Regions from separate parts of the Homo sapiens genome. Here region 2 is linked to region 1. Evidence: chromatin contacts called from ENCODE Hi-C or POLR2A ChIA-PET data. All regions are on one chromosome and are shown on one strand. Each heading gives the region's core, a stretch centred on a gene start or an enhancer-like site at or near the end of the contact. The rest is flanking DNA. Distances are from core to core; before and after follow the strand shown.

Region 1 (7,347 bases), core at 3,341-5,840:
GCAGAGGTTGCAAACTGTGGCTTATATCTTGACCGGCCAGCATGGCCTTTGTCTTTGGATGCACATCTGGGGTGCAGGGTATGGGGTATGTGCCCTTCCACGGTGCTGGCAGGGCCATGGCTGCATGTGGCTCACCCCTGATTCCTGCTCGTAGGTCTTTCCATGTCTGCAGGCCATGGGACAGCTCCAGGGAGCTCTTGAAGGTTTCTGAGCAGATGTCGAGGGTCAGGAAAACAGAATTTGGGGAAGGTTCATTTAGTGGTCCTCCATGTGCAGATAGACGGAGGTGCAGTGGTGGCTGGGGTCTCCTGGAAGCAGAGGGATGAGTTGGGGACCATCGCTGAGATCAAGGTGCCCAGTGCTCAGAGTAGGCTGGTGGAGTGGGATGGTTTCATTTAGTAGGGTTGGGGAAGGAATCCATAGGATTTCGTATGAAGGGGAGGCTCAAGAGGTCAGAAATGAGTCAGGTTTGAGTCAGGAGCAAGGACCCCAGGAAAGGGAGAGGGCTCTAGAGTGGGAGACACCGGCCGGTGGCCAGCACATGGCTCTGGGGCTGGGGCTGGGTGTGAGGCTGGTGGGGAAAATTAGGGAGCTGCCAACAGTGAAGAGGTAATTGAGTGAACGGAAAGGTTGGAGCCTAGACGGAATGTGCAGGGGCGGGAGGATGGGGGGCCTGGAACCCCGCTCCAAATCCGCATTACAGACCCAGGAAGAGGAGCCACTTAAGAGGCAGGAGAGGCCGGGCGCTGTGGCTCATGCCCTTGGTAATCCCAGCACTTTGGGAGGCTGAGGTGGGCGGATCACCTGAGGTCAGGAGTTTGAGACCAGCCTGGCACATGGTGAAACCCTGTCTCTACTAAAAATACAAAAAAATTAGTCGGGCACGGTGGTGCATGCCTGTAATTCCAGCTATTTGGGAGGCTGAGGTGGGAGAATCGCTTTAACCCGGGAGATGGCGGTTGTAGTGAGCTGAGATCGCACCACTGCATTCCATCCTGGGCAACAGAATGAGACTTTGTCTAAAAAAAAAAAAGAGGCAGGAGAGGCGGCTGCCGTGGTGCACAGGAGGATGACCTGCATAAGAAAGTCTGGGGGGTTTCCTGGGAGGCTGGGCTCAGTGCTGACAGCCGCAGGTAGACACAGGGCAGGGGGGCAGCGGGGGAGTTTTCCCTGACCCATTCTAGGTGGTGCCCCATGTCTTCTGTTCTCACAGCAAGAAGCCGGCCAGGCCCGTTTCTCCCACTGCCTTGAGCCCTCCGTCCTCAGCGGGGCGCAGAGCCGTGTCCTGGCTTCCTGAGGGCCATGCGGGTCATGAACTCCTCCCTAGGTTGGGACGCAGGCCTGCCTGGCTTCCCTGCCCTGCACCAAGGATGGAGGCTGCTGCCCCTGCCGCGTCTGTGTGCTTGTTGTCTCCAGTGTCCGTATTCAAGGACATTCCCCCCCTTTTCCATTTATCTTAAGGGAGTTCCGAATGTGTGAGGCTTCTTATTGACGTCGGGGCCAATCTGGAAGCGCACGATTGCCATTTTGGGACCCCTCTGCACGTTGCCTGTGCCCGGGAGCATCTGGACTGTGTCAAAGTGCTGCTCAATGCAGGTGAGTGGGTGTTTGCCCGAGCGGGTGTTTACCTGAGTGGGTGTTTGCCCGAGCGGGTGTTTACCTGCGTGGGTGTTTGCCCAAGTGGGTGTTTGCCCGAGTGGGTGTTTACCCGAGTGGGTGTTTACCGGAGTGGATGTTTGCCCGCGTGGGTGTTTACCGGAGTGGGTGTTTGCCCGCGTGGGTGTTTACCCCAGTGGGTGTTTGCCTGAGTGGGTGTTTGCCCGTGTGGGTGTTTACCTGCGTGGGTGTTTACCCCCGGGGGTGTTTGCCCGCGTGGGTGTTTACCCGAGGGGGTGTTTGCCCGAGTGGGTGTTTGCCCGCGTGGGTGTTTACCTGCGTGGTTGTTTACCCCCGTGGGTGTTTACCCGAGGGGGTGTTTGCCTGCGTGGGTGTTTGCCTGCGTGGGTGTTTACCTGAGTGGGTGTTTACCTGAGTAGGTGTTTGCCCGCGTGGGTGTTTACCCGAGTGGGTGTTTGCCCGAGTGGGTGTTTACCTGAGTGGGTGTTTGCCTGCGTGGGTGTTTACCTGAGTGGGTGTTTGCCTGAGTGGGTGTTTACCCAAGGGGGTGTTTGCCTGAGTGGGTGTTTGCCTGCATGGGTGTTTACCCCCGTGGGTGTTGCCCACGTGGGTGTTTACCCGAGGGGGTGTTTGCCTGAGTGGGTGTTTACCTGAGTGGGTGTTTGCCCACGTGGGTGTTTACCTGAGTGGGTGTTTACCTGAGTGGGTGTTTGCCTGCGTGGGTGTTTACCTGAGTGGGTGTTTGCCTGCGTGGGTGTTTACCTGAGTGGGTGTTTACCCCCGTGAGTGTTTACCCGCGTGGTTGTTTACCTGAGTGGGTGTTTACCTGTGTGGGTGTTTACCTGAGTGGGTGTTTGCCTGCGTGGGTGTTTGCCTGCGTGGGTGTTTACCTGAGTGGGTGTTTGCCTGAGTAGGTGTTTACCTGAGTGGGTGTTTGCCTGAGTGGGTGTTTGCCTGAGTGGGTGTTTGCCTGAGTGGGTGTTTACCTGCAGAGTGTGTATTTATGGATTTATCTGAGAAGTTTGCCTGAATGGGTATATACTTGCAAGGCTGTTCACCTGAGCAGGTGTTTACTTGCACGAGCATTTACCTGAACAGGTATTTACTGTGCCTAGCAGAGAGCTGGGTAGAGGAGTCAGAGGGACCAGGGTTGGAGGCTGGCTCTCTTACTTGCCAGCTGAGACCTCGGGCCTCAGTTTACATATCTGTAACACTGGAAGAATCTATGCTGCAGGTTGCTGGGAGAACTGAGGATGTTTCCCCGGTGCCTGGTGTGTCCTAGTAGGTACTCAACAGATGCCAATGATTATTTCTAGAGATCACAGGCCACTGTCCCCACAGCTGCCTGGTGAGGTTGCTGCCTGAATCCAAGAGAGAAGGGGATGTAATGGGAAGTGGAGTTGGCAGCGTTTAGGAGAATATGGAGCATTTGGAATCCAGGCCATTGTCGGGTGTTCGAAAAGACTCAGGATTGAGATTCCCAAAGAGGGAAAAAAATCAAAACCAAAAAGACCAACCAATCGAGGATTAGGCTCAGGACCTGTCTATACCAAAAGTTTTAGCCAAAGTGACTGTTAGCACAGGGTTTTTATCAACCCAACTTAAATGTTTTGTTGAGGGAAAATTTTAGTTTCATCATCTTATCCAAATTCTGGGTGTAGTGTAGGATAAAAACAAAACTGTTTAGGATGGCTGGGCACTGTGGCTCACAGCCATAGTCTCAGCACTTTGGGAGGCTGAGGCGGGAGGATTGCTTGAGCCCGGGAGTTTCAGCCAGCCTGGGAAACATAGCAAGTCCCCTTCTCTTAACAACAAGAACAAACCTGTTTGGGAACAGGAAGATCATGAATTCCCCCTGATGACAGCCATTTGAGCTTAGTTATGTGTAGTTTTTTATTGGAGAATCTTACTCACTTTCATGTGCCACTTTTCAGTCTTTTTAGTGGAAAAGATTCGTTTTGTGTAGGAATAGTTGTTGAGGTACTTTTAATTTTTTTATACACTGTCTTAGAAGTATCTCCATTGGAAGCAGGTGTAAGCGTTTCCAGCCGAGCCGTTCCTCTGGCAGCTGGATCCGTTTCTATGAACACAGCGCAGTGCGTTCATATCAAGCCTTTATGAGCTCAGTACACACGAGTTCCATTTTTACCTTCGTTCTGTTTGGTGTGGTTGTAGGGAAAGGGATCAACTTAGTGTTTAAAGCAAACATCCTTTCTGTATCAGTTAGGACTTCATGTCAGTTGGACACCTTTGCGAGTAACAGGAAGCCACTTCCACTGGTAAACAATGGCGGGCATTTCTAGTTCAGGTGACTTCAGGGCTGAGACGCAGAGCAGGATTAGGGGCGGCTGGACCGGAGGTTCCGTGGTGTCACCCAGGCCTCAGTTTCTTTGAACGTTGCGATTCTGCTTTCCTCAGTATTGGCTTCATCCTAAGCCTCCGGCCTCCCTGAGCAAGGTCACGGGGCTGCAGTGGCTTCAGGCCTACACGCCAGACGTTTCCTGTTTTAAGCCTTCTGGAGGCTCTTTCAGCGGAGTGGAAAATCCCTTTTCACACACCCCTCCCCAGTCCCTTTGCCCAAACTTTGCCAAATTCTGATGGGCTGAAGCCTGGGTCATTAGAACTAATTACTGTGGTCAGGGGAGAGGGATTGGACTAGGCGGGACCCACGCTGGAGCTGAAGTCAGGTCTGCTCCCGCCCCCACCACATTACCAGGTGGCAGCACAGTCGGGGGTGGGGGCTGGAAAGGAAGGGGCAGCTGTGAGGCCCACTGTCGCCCTAAAGTGGGGTTCCCACAGCTCTCCCCGGGAGTTTGCATGCCCCTGGGGAGTTAGAGGTGAACGTGGCTTTCTTGGGGAAGCCTCCGCACAGTGACTGTTGGTGTTGGCTCGATGCTGTGGGTAGCATCCAGCCATCAGCTCCACGCGGGATTCCTGGTTCCCATCCTACTCTTGGGTGGTCTCCTCTAGTACCCCTTGTGAGAGCAGATGGATCATCATCTTCTTCTTAGAAACCATTTTTTCATTGCGGAAAATTTCAAACATACAGAGGAGAGAGAAACAACAGCATCCCCTACGTCCTCACAAACAGATTTTTAAAAAGTAGTGATTCTGATCTTTTGGGGTCAGGTCACAGATCCCTCGGGAAACCAAAGGAAAGCCAGGGACCGTGTCTCTAGAAAAACAGAAGAGTGGAAAGTCCCTTTTCCTGCACCCCTCCCCAGTCCCTTTGCCCAAACTTTGCCAAATTCTGATCGGCTCAAGCCTGGATCATTTGAACCAGTTACTGTGGAGAGGGGAGAGGGATTGAACCAGTCGGGGCCCACATGAGTGCAGGTGCTTTCATGTGCGGTTTGAGAGCTGAGCTGTGAGGCAGAGCCACGTTGCACCCCACGGGGGACGTGGAGACCGTTGTTCTTGTTCTTTGTAGGCAGTGAGGCGAGTCCAGGAACCAGATTGTATTTGCAAAGGAGGAGGGCTGGGGAGGGTGAAAGTCCGGTTATGATGGTGAAGTAATTTTTAATCTGATCACTGACAGTGAATGTTGAACTCTGCCAGGAGTGTTCGGAAGCGGCTCCCTGAGGACGGTCCTGCTTCCACCTTTGTTCTTAGCACTGGCCCTGGCACAATTTAAAAAATTTTTTTAAAATTGTTGTTTAATTTTTAAAAAATTTTTTAATTATAATTTTTTAAATTTAATTTTTTTTTTCAATTTCTCTTGTGGTAACAAGCACCTATTGAGCTATTTGTGTTTATGTTCCAGGATTGTGCCAGTCTTGGCGTGCTAAGGTCTTAGGCGGTCCCGTCACGTCACTGGCCACGGGTTCTCTGAATCCACTTTAATCCTATTTTGTGTTGAAAGCAGGATTTTGGTAATGAGCCTGTGTTGACCCCTTTTCTCTGAAGCACGAAGTTCAGAGCTTTTAATTCCCTGCTTGTTTCCTGGCTCCCTGTCTTTGTCTCTCTCTGTCTCTGTGTCTCTGTCTCTGCCTCAGTCTTTCTCTTGCCTCTCAGTTCAAGGTATGTTACCATCCTTGCTTCACACAAAGTTACTTTCTTTCCCTCTCCTACCCTCTTTCTCTCTTCCTTCTTTCCTCTGTATCTGTTCCCTTCTTTCTTTCTTTTTTTTCTGAGATGGAGTCTCGTTCTGTCACCCAGGCTGGAGTGCAGTGGTGTGATCTCTGCTCACTGCAGCCTCCATCTCCCTGGTTCAAGCGATTCTCATGCCTGAGCCTCCTGAGTAGCTGGGATTATAGATGTGCACCACCACGCCCAGGTAATTTTTGGATTTTTAGTAGAGACGAGGTTTCACCATATTGGCTAGGCTGGTCTTGAACTCCTGACCTCAGGTGATCTGCCCGCCTCAGGCTCTCAAAGTGCTGGGATTACAGGCATGAGCCACCGTGTCTGGCCCTGTTTTCCTCTAACGAGTACCTGTTTATGTTCTCTTTCTCACTATGGGCCTCACTCTGTCATCCAGGCTGGAGTGCAGTGGTACGATCGTGGCTTGCTGCAGCCTCAACCTCCCGGGCTCAAGTGATCCTCCTACCTCAGCCTCCAGAGTAGGTGGGACCACAGATGTGTGCCATCACGCCCCCCGGGTAATTTTTAAATTTTTGTAGAGCTAGGGTCTCACTATGTTGCGCAGGCTGGTCTCGATTTCCTGGGCCCAAGAGATCCGCTCGCCTCGAATTCCCAAAGTGCTGAGATTACAGGCGTGAGCCCTGTACCTGGCCCAAGCATATATTTTTAATGAACATAGCTGATCGAGTTTCATCTCTGACTCTCTTCTTGGCTCACTCAGTGCTATACTTTCAGGATCCATCCATGTAGCTGCCTGCACCCCTGGCCTGGTGTTTCCCTTCAATCCCTTATTCACAATTTCATTTCCTTCCTTATTCACCTTCCTTCCCTTCCACCCAATCAAATGATGCCAAACACACATTTTGAAAAGATGTACATTGGGAAGGCTGCCTCCCTGCAAGAGCCCCTGGCCAAGGCCTCGTCTGTGGAGCGTGGCAGGGAGCGTGATTTTTAGAGCTCTTTCCAGCCATGGTTTTCTCCCTGATCGTGAGAGAGTAGCTGTGCCTCCCTTGGGCCTCTTTCTCTGTTTTTCTTCTTTTGTTAAAATAGAGACCATCTCTTTCTCTCCCAATTGGCAAGAATATTGCCAGAATTAATGACATGAGAGAAAGCTACTTGAACTTTAGATTCTGTGGATGGTACAATTTGTTTTTCATTACAAGCATATGTTTAGTGTTAAAATTTACTTCGTGTTATGATTGCAACATTATACTGGAGGAAAACCCCTTATGTGAAAGAGAGGTTGAATTGTGGGGAAATATTTCTTTAATCTATTGCTTTTGAATATTATTTTTTTGTAGTACATTTCTGCCAAATTCAGGACATAGATAAGTTAGCATTTTTCCTAGTTGAGAGATCCTTTTCCTGTTCTGACTTCTGAGTTTTGGCTGCGGGAAGTGGAAAGAACTTTCTTAAATTATGTCATCACTTTGGAGGGCTGGGGCGTTCTTAGGATCCCTCCACGAATGCTGTTATGAGCATGGTTCTTATGTGCTTTTAGGGGATTAAAATATTTTAAAGCAGAAAGCGGGATTTTTCCGATGCTTTTTGAGCTAGAGGAACTAGAAAATGTAAAAGCGTTCCACCTCTCAGCTCCTCTTTTGACCCTCTGAGACTGTCGGGAAGTGATGGCATGCTAGTGTCTGA
Region 2 (7,347 bases), core at 1,456-3,955, 220 kb before region 1:
TTGTGGATTCTCCTTAAAAGAAAGCTTGGACATAAGGTATTTCACTCCATTTGCCTTCTCCCTTACAGAAAAGGTCAAGCTGCAGGATAGTATTGTAATTTATACTTCCCTCAGGTGGCCATTTTTCCCCATCAGAGAGAGAATATTGGGGCCAGGCTGTAGTGCAGAAAAAAATGAGCCACCTCTTTTTCAGGGTTTGTGGGTCAAACTGGTCCCAATGGCTTAGATGCATTTCAAGGGTGAGCCTGTTGATGCCTGAGTGTTTCCCATCTGGGTCGCCAAAATGTATCCGGACTTTATTCCTTCTGGTGCGTTCTTGGTCTCACTGACTTCAACAATGAAGCCGTGGACCTCGCAGTGAGTGTTACAGTCTTAAAGATGGTGCATCCAGAGTTGTTTGTTCTTCCCAGTGGGTTTGTGGTCTTGCTGACTTCAGGAATGAAGCCGCAGACCCTCACGGTGAGTGTTATGGCTCTTAAAGTTGGTGTGGACCCAAAGAATGAGCAGCAGCAAGATTTATTATGAAGAACAAAAGAACAAAGCTTCCACAGTGTGGAAGGGGACCCAAGTGGGTTGCTGCTGCTGGCAGGGGGTGGCCAGCTTTTATTCTCTTATTTGTCCCCGCCCACGTCCTGCTGATTGGTCCATTTTACAGAGTGCTGATTGGTCCACTTTACAGCGTGCTGATTGGTATGTTTACAATCCTTTAGCTAGACACAGAGCGCTGATTGGTACATTTTTACAGAGTGCTGATTGGTGCATTTACAATCCTTTAGCTACACAGAAAAGTTCTCCAAGTCCCCATTTGACCCAGGAAGTCCAGCTGGCTTCACCTCTCAGTATGAACCTTTAATATGAGCTCTGCCCTCTAACTTTGTGAGCGTACAGCACAGTAACATTCACCTCAGGCCCAGTGCTGCCCACCCATCTGGAGGACTGATTCTTCTGGCACAGGGGAAACTTGATCTGAATTGAGAGCAGCTCCCCCTTCCCTCTCCTGTGGGATCTGCATGTCTCCCAAGTTCCACAGTAATGCTGGTGTGGACACTGCGTTGGGGAGGCCTCGTGTTGAAAGCCCATGGAGTCAGGGACGTGGCAGGATCACTGGCTGTATAGCAGCAGCTGAGGGTCCCTGTCCTGCAGTTTTCTCCACCACAGTCAGCTGCTCCGGGACAGTAGGTGGAAAGTCAGAATTCACTAAGATGGGGACTTTTCCAGGCAAACAGAGCAGAAGGGTCATTTAGCACAGTGTCTGGTACAGGGGAAATGCCCAAAACACACAGCTTGTTACTATCTAGCGCCAGCCTCCCCTTCCCTTCTCCCTTCCAACTGCGCATGGGACTCTCCCTCTCTGACTGTGCAGCATGTAGAGCCAGGCCCTGTAGCCAGCAGCCCTGAGTCCAGCTGTGGGACCTTGTGCTAGCTGCTTGCCCTCTCTGAGCTTCTGTTTCATCTGTAAACTGAGATGATAATAACTCTTTCTTCACAGAGTTGCTGGGAGCCTGAGCACCTTTCGTTTTTCGGCTCAGAGAAAGCCAAGTGCAACTTGCTTCAGTCATCCTGAACCTGAGTTCAACCAACCGCAGCCACCTACGTTTGACCCCAGCGAGATCAAAGTTGTATATCTGAGGTGTACCAGTGGTGAAGTCAGTGCCACATCTGCACTGGCCCCCAAGGTCAGCTCCCTGGGTCTGTCTCCAAAAATGGTTGCTGATGACATCACCAACCATTGACTGGAAGAGTCTGAGGATGATAGTGAAACTGACCAGCCACAGCAGACAGGCCCAGATTGAGGTGGTGCCTTCTGCCTCTGCCCTGATCGTCACAACCCTCAGGAACCACCGACAGAAAGAAAGAAACACAAAAACATGAAACACAGTGGTAGCACCACTTCTGATGAGATTGTCAACATTGCCTAACAGATGCAGCAGCAGTCTTTAGCCAGAGAACTCTCTGGAACCATTAAAGAATTCCTGGGGGCCGGTTGCGGTGGCTCATGCCTGTAATCCCAGCACTTTGGGAGGCCGAGGCGGGAGGATCATGAGGTCAGGAGATCGAGACCATCCTGGCTAACGTGGTGAAACCCCGTCTCTTACTAAAAATACAAAAAAATTAGCCAGGCATGGTGGTGGGCGCCTGTAGTCCCAGCTACTCAGGAGGCTGAGGCAGGAGAATGCTGTGAACCCTGGAGGCAGAGCTTGCAGTGAGCCGAATATGCGCCACTGCACTCCAGCCTGGGCAACAGAGCAAGACTCCGTCTCCAAAAAAAAAAAAAAAAAAAAAGAATTCCTGGGGCCTGCCCAGTCTGTGAGCTGCCATGTTGATAGTATCACAGATGATACCAACAGTGAAGCTGTGGAATGCCCAGCTAGTTAAAGAATGCAAAGGAAAATATTTTCACAAAGGGTTATCTGATAACCAAAAAAAAAAAAGACATTTCATCTAAGCCACTTAACACCGTGTCTGATGTGTAGTAAATAATAAATGTCAATGATTCTCAAAGAACCCAGGAATAGAAAAAGCATTTAATAAAAATTAGCTCTTGGCATAATCTCTTCATCCACACCCAGCAGAGTCGTCAGATGTCTTCCAGGTTCACAAGAATTAATTTCTCCGCCCCTGTTCCTGCTTTGCACTTTGTAGCAATTATCCCATGGTTCGCCTTATGTTAGAACTATTTATATAAGTGGTAGTCAAGGCCACTGAGTCATGCATCCCTGGAGGTCAGTTACTATTTCTTTTTATGAGTCAGAGTCACTCTGCCGCCCAGGCTGGAGTGCAGTGGTACGATCTCGGCTCACTGCAACCTCCGCCCCCTGGGTTCAAGTGATTTTTCTGCCTCAGCCTCCCAAGTAGCTGGGATTACAGGCTCCCACCACCGTGCGCGGCTAATTTTTGTATTTTTAGTAGAGACAGGGTTTCATCATGTTGGCCAGGCTGGTCTCAAACTCCTGACCTCAGGTGATCCAACCGTCTCAGCCTCCCAAAGTGCTGGGATTACAGGCGTGAGCCACCGCACCCCGCCTGGGTCAGTTACTGTATCTTACGCACCTTACAAACCCCAGAAGGCTGCACACAGCTCCTGCACATGGTATGCCTTCAAGGAATTACCCATGGATTTGAATAAGGTTATATATGATGTAACACTCATGCGCTTTATTTCATTTTTAATGAGTTTATATTCTAAAATATTTGCTTCTGGGGAAAAATAATTCAGACAGTACAAATAAAGATTATTCCAAATAGGATCATATAACACTCTTGCAACTTTAAACTGAGTGCATTGTTTCTCATTAGTTCTTTTTGTTTTGTTATTTTCATTTTCTCATTAGTTCTTAAAGATCTACCTCATTCTTTTTAACTTTGCATAATGTTGCATTCTTTCTGACATTCCATCTTTCAGATGTGCCACAATTTGTCTAAGCTGTTCCCTATTTCTGGACATTTTAGGACATTCTGGGGTTGTTTAAGTTATTATAAACAGCAGTGCCGGACACATCTTTGTGTCCTTATGGGAATGACTGGAAGATAAATTCCTAGAAGCGGATCAAAGGATCTGTCCATTTTTTTAGGTTGCCAACTGTATCAGCTACAGTTCAGTTAGCAGAGACTAGCGTTCATTGGAGCCAGCTTATGCAGAAGATTTGTTACGGGGTCCTGATGGTATGCAGAATTGTCAGGAAGGCTCGAGAACAAATCTCGTTGAACTTTCAGGGACGATATCAAGGGCTGTACTTCAGACCTAGGCCTCAAAAAGAAGTGCCTTTTCAATCAGGAAAATCTTTGCCAGTATAGGAAGCTGCTGCCTTCGCTTCCAACTCCAGAAGCTTGCTGTCTTCATCTGCTACAGTCGAGAGGCCAAATGATCAGAAAACACTCCACAGAAAATCACTTGCAGCCTTTGCCAGTGGAAGCAGAAATACGGCTTTCGCTTCTGCTTTCCGAAACTCAAGCAATTAGCAGAATCCAACTCACATCTCAAAATCTGGACCTAGGGGAGCCTGGGGCATGTAGCTGGTAACTTCCCTGTGTCTGCAGTGTGGGGCTCACATGCCCAGGAGGCTGGGATGGGTCTTGAGCACCACAGACATCGCTTTTGCCAAGATTCCTTCCCAGGCATACCCATCACCAAAGCTGTGTGGTATCGCACTTTTTTTTTTTTTTTGAGACGGCGTCTCACTCTCGCCCAGGCTGGAGTGCAGTGGCACAATCTCAGCTCACTGCAACCTCCATCACCTGGGTTCAAGCGATTCTCCTGCCTCAGCCTCCCAAGTAGCTAGGATTATAGGCGCACACCACCACTTCCAGCTAATTTTTGTATTTTAGTAGAGATGGGGTTTCACCATGTTGGCCAGGCTGGTCTCAAACTCCTGACCTCAGGTGATCCACCAGCCTCGGCCTCCCAAAGTGCTGGGATTACAGGCGTGAGCCACTGCGCCTGGCCACGGTATCACACTTTTAATGGCCACTAACATGATGTACTATCTCATGATTTTAATTTTGCATTTCTTTTTTTTTTTTTTTTTAAAGACAGGGTCCTGTTCTGTTGCCCAGACTGGAGTGCAGTGGTGTGACCATAGCTCACTGCAGCCTTGACCTCCTAGGCTCAAGCAACCTCGACCTCCTAGGCTCAAGCAATCCTCCCTTCTCAGCCTCCTGAGCAGCTGGGACCACAAGCACGCACCAGCTCGCCCAGCTAATTTTTAAAATTTATGTAGAGATTCCACTTTTATAGGGGGGTCTCACTGTGTTGGCCAGGCTGGTCTCGAACTCCTGGCCTTAAGCAGTCCTTTCACCTTGGCCTCCAAAAGTGTTGGGATTACAGGCATAAGCCACCACACCCGGCCTTGGCATTTCTCAATCAGATTGAAGATCTTTAGATTTGTTTTTTTGGCCATTATAGCCCTTTTTCCTATTTTTACCTGTATCAGTTAGCTGTTACTAAATGACAGACCACCCCAAAGCTCACTGGGTTGAAACAGGAGTCTGTAGGGCATCTGGGTGGCTTTGCTGCTCGCAACTGGGCTCACTCCTGCGTCCCGTCAGCCAGTGAGTTGCTGAGCTGGTATAGGATGGCCTTGGGTGGATCAAGCTGGCTCTGCTCCCCATGGTCTCTCCATTCGGCTAGCCCAGGCTTATTTTTCATGACAGTGGCAGAGATTCAAGAGAGAAAAGAGACTTAAATGTGCTTTCCAGTCTCCGCTCTGTTTGTGTAGATGCTTCCATCCCATTGGCCAAAGCAAGGCATGGTCATGCCCAGAATTAGTGTAGGGGGCAGAACCCACAGACTGGACACAGAGGCCATTGATTGGGGCCATTAATGAAACCAGTTCTTGCTTCATCTTTTGACCATTGTTTTGTCTTGTTGATTTGTAAGAGTCATTTTTATATTGGGTAAATTAGCTCTACACATAATTTCAAATAATGACAAAATTTGGGTTATACATTTACAAGTAAAAAAAAAAACAGACTACAGCACAGCAGAAATAATCTCCTTTATAGCTCCTTTAAAAAAAAAGAGCTCTTGTGAGTAGATACAGGCATACACAGGCACTCACTACAATGCTGGGAGTGGGATGGCACAGATTCCTTGGATATGATAGGGTGTTTCTATTTAGATTACAGTATGTGGTACCTTTAAAGCAGCTCTCAGAGTTCTAGAGCTTCCACCTGTGCCAGCCTACAACATGCATGGTCTTTATTTTTCCCAGTGTTGCTGAAAATCCACGATTAGCTAAAAGGTAAATGAACGCAAAAGACGTAGGAACAAAATCCAGCTTGTGGCTCGTCCTGTCCCTTGAACACAGAGCCTTGGGTCTACCACATCCTTTCCTCTCTTCCAGCTGATACAGACTTAGATAATTCCATTTTGTGATTTAATATTAGATGGAGGTGGGGTGGCTCACACCTGTAATCCCAGCACTTTGGGAGGCTGAGGCTGGAGGATGCCTTGAGCCCAGGAGTTCACAGCTGCAGTGAGCTATGATCACACCACTGCACTCCAGCCTAGGTGACTGAGTGAGACCCTGTCTCTAAATAAAGACCAAAAAATAACAGTGGACTAAACCAAAGTTTATTTTCTTTCCCGCATAAGAGTCTGGGCATAGCCAAGTACAGATGAGCTCAACCAGCCCCAGGTGTCAGCCCCCCGGTTCCTTCTGCTGGTTGTTCTGCTGTCCTGAGTAGGTTGCCCTTTTCCATGTGGTCCAAGATTGCTCCCCAACCTGTGGAGGGGAACAGGAATGAAGGGGAGGGCCAGGCGCAGTGGCTCACACCTGTAATCCCAGCACTCTGGGAGGCTGAGGCAGGTGGATCACTTGAGGCCAGAAGTTCGAGACCAGCCTGGCCAACATGGTGAAACCCTGCCTCTACTAAAAATACAAAAATTAGGCTGGGCACCGTGGCTCCTGCCTGTAATCCCAGCACTCTGGGAGGGTGAGATGGGTGGATCAGCTGAGGTCGGGACTTGGAGAGCAGCCTGACCAACATGGAAAAACCCCATCTCTACTAAAAATACAAAATTAGCCGGGCATGGTGGCACATGCCTGTAGTCCCAGCTACTCGGGAGGCTGAGGCAGGAGAATCTCCTGAACCTGGGAGGCGGAGGTTGCAGTGAGCCGAGATCGTGCCATTGCACTCCAGCCTGGGCAACAAGAGCGAAACTCCATCTCAAAACAAACAAACAAAAATTAGCTGGGCATGGTGGCACACACCTGTACTCCCAGCTACTTGGGAGGTTGAGGCAGGAGAATCGCCTGAACCCGGGAGGCAGAGATTACAGTGAGCTGAGATTGCATCTCTGCACTCCAGCCTGGGAGACAGAGTGAGACCCTGTCTCGAAAAAAATAAAATAAAAAAAATATATAAAAGAAAAAAGAATGAAAGGGAGGCTATGCATGCCCCCTTTTTTTCAGAAGGCATGTAGATCATTTCTGTTCACATCCTCCTGACCATAGATCAGTCATATGACTGCTAGAAGAAAATTGAAATTTAGGGATGGTTCAGGGCTTTGCCATATGCCCTTATCAGAGGTGCCTTCATTGAGACTATTTGGGGACAATTATCTGTGCAAGTCTTTGCTGCTGTCCCCACCCTTCCCCTAACACACACACTCCTTAACCTTAGCTTTTAAAGTCTTAGAGACCAGAGAGCAAATCCACTTATTTATAGATACGCAGTTGTAAGGGACATGAGAACAATCTGTGAAGATGGCATTCGGAGCAGAGAACAAGGCCGCATAGCCGTGTAGGGTGTTAGTCCCCTACAGTGATGCTCCAAGTGACCTCATGCAGGTCACACTCCCTGCCTCTCAGTGTCCTGGTAAACGATGGGCAAAATGGCACCTCC

The links. Hi-C counts contacts between places; a loop is a spot of excess contacts on that map. ChIA-PET counts read pairs that join two places held with the same protein, here RNA polymerase II (POLR2A). Pooled maps may share reads with other maps.
Region 2: a pooled map shows a loop between it and region 1 (1.9-fold over the local background). The contact joins two enhancer-like sites. A Hi-C loop is called at or near these places in 25 of 168 maps with a recorded cell type or tissue (B cell, CD4-positive, alpha-beta T cell, CD4-positive, alpha-beta memory T cell and 16 more), 23 of 37 single-sample maps with no recorded cell type and 23 of 50 pooled maps. POLR2A ChIA-PET finds 5 or more read pairs at or near these places in 1 of 52 experiments (T-cell).

What each region holds. Positions count from the first base shown.
Region 1 is chr10:5,643,219-5,650,565 of GRCh38, reverse strand. It overlaps ASB13 (ankyrin repeat and SOCS box containing 13), which reads left to right. Exons shown (of 6, transcript NM_024701.4): 4 at 1,462-1,596. Among named protein-coding and RNA genes, the nearest start is that of ASB13, 20 kb to the left of the region's middle. Within about 2 kb of position 4,590, at least 16 of the 41 ENCODE cell types and tissues checked have a DNase peak (open chromatin) inside an H3K27ac peak, as active enhancers do; they include B cell, where a contact is called at or near this core.
Region 2 is chr10:5,856,834-5,864,180 of GRCh38, reverse strand. It overlaps ANKRD16 (ankyrin repeat domain 16), which reads left to right. Exons shown (of 8, transcript NM_019046.3): 8 at 1,490-2,565. It also overlaps the pseudogene RPL12P28. Among named protein-coding and RNA genes, the nearest start is that of TRV-TAC3-1, 6.7 kb to the right of the region's middle. RefSeq lists enhancers at 995-1,124, 1,325-1,394, 1,695-1,744. Within about 2 kb of position 2,705, at least 4 of the 41 ENCODE cell types and tissues checked have a DNase peak (open chromatin) inside an H3K27ac peak, as active enhancers do; they include B cell, where a contact is called at or near this core.